2 separate regions of the Homo sapiens genome follow, and region 1 is linked to region 2. A link is a loop called in an ENCODE intact Hi-C map of the cell type or tissue named here. Cell type or tissue: heart right ventricle. All regions are shown on one strand.

Region 1 (2,500 bases), 68 kb before region 2:
GGTAGGCTAAACTGCTCTAACAAACTCAAAGCATAGTGGTTCAGACAATAGATGTGTCTTATATAACAATGCGAGGGAGATGCTTCAGAGGAAAGGGTTGGGTGGGAACCCTGCTTTACACAGTCATTCTGGCTCCCCAGCTGGTGGCAGTTCTGCTGTCTTCAACTCACAGTTTCTAAGATCACTTTGGTAGTCGTCATCACCATTCCAGCCCCTACAAAGGAGGAAAGAGCGTAGAGTAGAATATTTGGAGTCTTTGTGGGTCAGACTTGAAAGTGGCACACATCATTTCTGCACACGTTCTATTGGAGAGACTTTGGGCCCATGCCACACTAGCTGTAAGGAAAGCTGGGAAGCCATGTGCCAGCTACTATGGAAGAAGGGAAAGACAGATTTTGAGGGAACAGCTAACAGTCTCTGTGTTACTTACAAAGGATATAAGGTCAAAAGAAAAATCTGGGCTAAACAGGTCAGCTCATGCCTGCAATCCCAGCACTTTGGGAGGCCAAGGTGGGAGGATTGCTTGAGATCAGGAGATCGAGACCGGCCTGTGCAACATAGTGAGACCCCCATCTCTACTAAAAAATAAGAAAAGTTAGCCGGGTATGGTGGCATGTGCCTGTGGTTCCAGCTACTTGGGAGGCTGAGTGGGGAGGATCACTTGAGTCTGGGAGGTCAAGGCTGTAGGGGACCGTGATCGCACCACTGCACTCCAGCTTGGGTAACAAAGCGAGACCCTGTCTCAAAAAAAAAAAAGGAAAAAAATGTGTCCACCCTCCTGCCCAGGCACAGCCACTCCTGCCTAACGTGTGTGTGTCTCTGCATACTGAGTATTTTGTTTTTTTTTCCTCATAGCTTCTGTACAAGGCTCTGCACCTAATAGGCACAGACTAATAATAGCTACTATTTCTCGATTGCATATCAAGCGTCAGGCTCTGACGTACATTCTGGTATTTATTCCTCACAACAATACTTTGAGAAAGTCACTATTTTGTCTTTATTACAGATAAGGAAACTGATGCCCAGAAAAGTTAGTTAACTTGTCTAGAGACATACAGATTCTTCCTAGCAGACCTAGGATCTGATCTCAGGACTCCATTCTGTCTCTGCTAAGGAAAAGTTTACTAATGTTCGCTAAACCTTATGCTGCGTATTGCTTGAGATTAGCTTAGGTGAAGAAAGATGATAGTGGTTTGAAAGTGAAAGTGCATTTAAAAATAGGAGGATCCAGGGTTAGTGCAGCCCAGGTACACTTCCTGAAGGGAAGGGCAGTGCCAGCATGCACCTCAGAGGTGTGGCATCTCTGCAACCCTAGCAGGTGGCCATGCCGGCTCTGAGGACGGGCCGAAATGCAACTGCCTCTGGAAAGCACTGAAGGAGGAGGAAGGCCAGTGGGAGGAACCCTAGTGAATCCATCCAGCTTTAACAGTCTTTGAAGTGCTGTGGCCTTCAGAGATTCCTTGGCACTTATTTTAGCCTTGTTAACAGAATTCCTGTATCTGCCAAGCTGATTAATGCCTGCCCTGGCTATAATTATTCTTATTAGCCTGCTGAATAGGAACTCTAGTTGTCAGTGATCATTCCTTACAAGGCAGCAGGCTAGTCGGCATTTATGTGGCTGTTTTGTTTTAGCGATGAGCTGCTGAGCTGATTTTCCCCCCGTAGATTGAATGTACATTTTCATATTGGCACTGCGTCTGGCAGTTAAATAAGGTGTGTGCTTGTCTGTCGATGTGTGTCTGCGTCTCACTTTATCAAATGAAGTTGGAAGGATGCTGTCCAGGCAGTTCATAGCTGTTTTGTTTAATTGCATTGGTTTCTTAAAGGCAGGGTTGCAAGGGTCATTTGACTCTGCTTTGGGAAAATAACTTGAACTGGCAAAAATTCTTCATAATTTATCTTCTGGAAAAGGTGAAGTGCTGCAGTTGGCACAGTCAGTGGTTTTTTCGATCTTGGACTATTTCTCCCCACACCAACTGTAGTCTTTGGGAAGCAACAGAATTAGACCCAGAAGTTAACACTGTCGTGTCCCAGCAATATGCGTTTCCAGTAGGCTGGAGATCATGGCTCTGTGCATTCGCTTGTGTTCTTTGAAGGCTGATTTCTCCACAATACTCTGTATTGTGTCACTAAGCAGCATGATTCAAGTTTAAGTAAAATGTTCTGGGACCTTAATTGCATCCTGTTTCACACCTTTACAAGCAGCTGGAATGTGAAAATATTTACCTCACTTGGGATATTTCATAGGAGTGGAGAAGAACCCGTGGCTACTGTTGCTCTGTCTAGGATGAATTTGGCTTAGAATAGCGAAGAGTGGAATTGTGCCTAAGGGTTCCGGGCACATTTCAGAGTGGGTGCTACCTTGGAATCCTAATGAAATAGAGATAGTGGGCAGACAGATGAGTTACTTCTTGGAGCTTAAAAGTGACTCCAAGCCAAGAATATTCTGATAATGGCTCTTCCTTGCTCTTCTTTAGAGCTGGACTAGACAGAACTCCCC
Region 2 (2,500 bases):
CTTGGACTGTGTGGATGGAAGATACTGAATTATTAAACACAAGTTGTAATTTAGTTTTTCCTCACACATGCTGTGGGCTGTGAGGGAATGCTCTTTTGTGAAGGACATGTTGCATAAGTGATTTGTGGGCCAAGGTCCTCTGTGCTGAGCAGGGGTGGGGACAGCAGACTTTGGCCCTTCTGAGGCAGTATCTTAGGTCAGGTTCTCCGCAAGCAAAGACAGACAAGCACGCGAGTGATGGATTGAGGGAGTGTTCTCAGGAGAACACTGAGGGAGGGAGGGACTTGAGATAGAGCTGGAGAAGAAGGCAAGTCGAGGTGTGAATTCAGAGCAAGTCCACCTCCCCACGGGGAGTTCTGGAGCATGAGTGTACTGCAGAGTAGGCCCACCGGAGGGAAGGGGACTGGGCTTTTCTGTCCCTTCACTAGTCAGTCATTGTCCACAGGCTGAGTGGCAAAGAAGCGAGAGCAGTTCATAACCTCCAGGTGGCGGCTTCCATCAGCCTAAGCCCGGCCTCTGGAGGGGGGAGGGTACAGGTGTGTGAATTTTAACAGCCAGTACCTGCAGTGGCCAGAGGCCCAGCCCACCAGCTGGGGTGGACTGGCCACCAGCTGCATTTGCTGCAGCTGGTAATGCCCTTCCCCTTAGCAGGTCTGTGTGTAGGAGCATGTGTGTTGAGCTGTGGAGATAATGTTGTTCATGGTGACCAACTTTTATTGAGTACTTACTGTGTTCCAGGTGCTGTTCTAAGCATTTTAATAAATGTGGTAAATTTAACCCTGGGTTTTGTCATTTTCATTTTGCAGATGAGGAAACTAAGTCTCAGTGAACTTGGGGAACTCGCCCAGGTCACATGGTTCATTAGTGCTGGTGCTGGGATGCTAGCCCAGGCAGCCTGGCCCTGGAGCCTGGCTCCCACACCATAAGGCACAGCGGGGATCAGGGCTTAGAGTCTGGGAACCCGGTTTGGCTTTTTGCCTTCAGCAACCACCCAGCACCTGCAGGTGACAGCAGCACTGAGTTAAGAGTTTTCACTGAAGACGAGAGTGATGCGGGTGTCCACTCTGCCCTTGGCACTGTGAGAGCATGAGGCTGTTTATGGCACTCCCTCTGCCCCCAGGGAGCTAGTTTCCTTGGAGAGACACTGGGAACAAAAAAAAAAAAAAAAAAAAAAAATTATGCTCAAGTGCCACAGTGGGTCAATGGGAGAAAAAGAGAAGATATTACATGTTTAGAGTGAGCTAAGGAAGAATTATCATTTGGATAATTTCATAGAAATTCTTGCTTTTAGTTCTGCTTACTTTTTTAATATGTAAGCATCTGAAAATAATTTATTTGCCTTATGTGCTTTTTGAGGCTATTAGTGTATTTTTACTAAATGAACAAATGTTATCTCTTGTTCGGCAAAAAATTGTGTTATTTGACATTTATATAAAACGCTTTCTCAAGTGGATTTAAGACAACAGTGTCATGGCTGTTGTCTTTTGTTGCTGGATGAATCTCAGAGCCGACACAGCTGATAATGGTTGGTACCAGTCAAGGGAAGAGGTCAAGGGCTTATGATGTGTGCTCTGTTTTCACATTCCATGAGAATTACCACTTGTGCCAAAGTCTTCTTTCTCTTATGCCCATATTAATTTATTTGAGGCTGTTAGAATCTTAATTTTGCAGAGTACTTTACGATTCAGCATTACTCTCTGGGACTGTTAAACTGTGTTCCATTTTCTCAGCTTGACATTTTTTTTCCTCTTGTTTTGAACTTAAGCACTTCTGCAAGGAAAGAAAAACCATAGTGTACAATAAAATCTAAACTGTTTACAACTCTAAATTTGGTGCAATTCATTTTATGTACATTTTGTTCCATATGACTTTAGTGTCCTTCCAGTCTTGGGTTCTTCTGCCTAAACTGTCAAAGGAGCTGGCTTTCTTTGGGAGAGAGAGCCTGCAGTGTCCTGGCATACCAGCTTTCGGATCAGTGTTCTCTGTGGGAGACAGTTTTTGGCCCTGACTCTTCTTCCTGTGGCCCCTTAGTCTGGGTGGCAGCAGTGCAGTGGTTAAGAGGCTGGGCTCTGGAGCTGTACTCCCTGGGTTAAGCTGCACACTCTGCTACCTGCTGACTACATGACCTTGAGCAGGTATATAGTCTGGCAATAATGGCAGAATAAAAGTATGATAGTGCCTTCATCATAGGGCTGTTGTGAGGATCCAGTGAGACCGAAGGCATGTAGTGTTGTGCTTGCCATACGTAGTAAGGGCCTCATACATGGATGTGGCCATACATATGACTTCTGCCCATTGCACTGACCCCAGGGTTTTGGCTTGGTAATCCGTAGATGACATGGCCTTTGATGTGTCCTGGTTTGCGGTGCACTCTTTTGGCCTGGACAAGGCTCCTGTGCTCCTGTCTTCCCTGGATCGGAAGGGCATCGTGACCACCTCCCGGAGGGACTGGAAGAGCGACCTCAGCCTGGAGCGCGTGAGTGTGCTGGAATTCTTGCTG

What was found. A loop is a pair of places that touch in the nucleus more often than their neighbours do. Peaks named below come from ENCODE experiments on the same cell type or tissue, not always from the same donor. Only the 100,000 strongest peaks of a DNase experiment are listed, where the experiment ranks them.
Region 1: a loop joins it to region 2, with 14 times the contacts of the local background. A loop is called at or near these places in 20 of 110 quality-filtered maps.

Annotation. Positions count from the first base shown.
Region 1 is chr1:116,914,010-116,916,509 of GRCh38, forward strand. The region is part of intron 1 of PTGFRN (prostaglandin F2 receptor inhibitor); the gene reads left to right. Among named protein-coding and RNA genes, the nearest start is that of PTGFRN, 5.3 kb to the left of the region's middle. In heart right ventricle, no CTCF peak of the experiment used is centred here; no DNase peak of the experiment used is centred here; H3K4me3 peaks cover 1,585 bases; H3K27ac peaks cover 2,500 bases.
Region 2 is chr1:116,982,347-116,984,846 of GRCh38, forward strand. PTGFRN (prostaglandin F2 receptor inhibitor) reads left to right here. Exons shown (of 9, transcript NM_020440.4): 8 at 2,334-2,500. Among named protein-coding and RNA genes, the nearest start is that of CD101, 18 kb to the right of the region's middle. RefSeq lists an enhancer at 1-235. In heart right ventricle, no CTCF peak of the experiment used is centred here; no DNase peak of the experiment used is centred here; H3K27ac peaks cover 2,500 bases.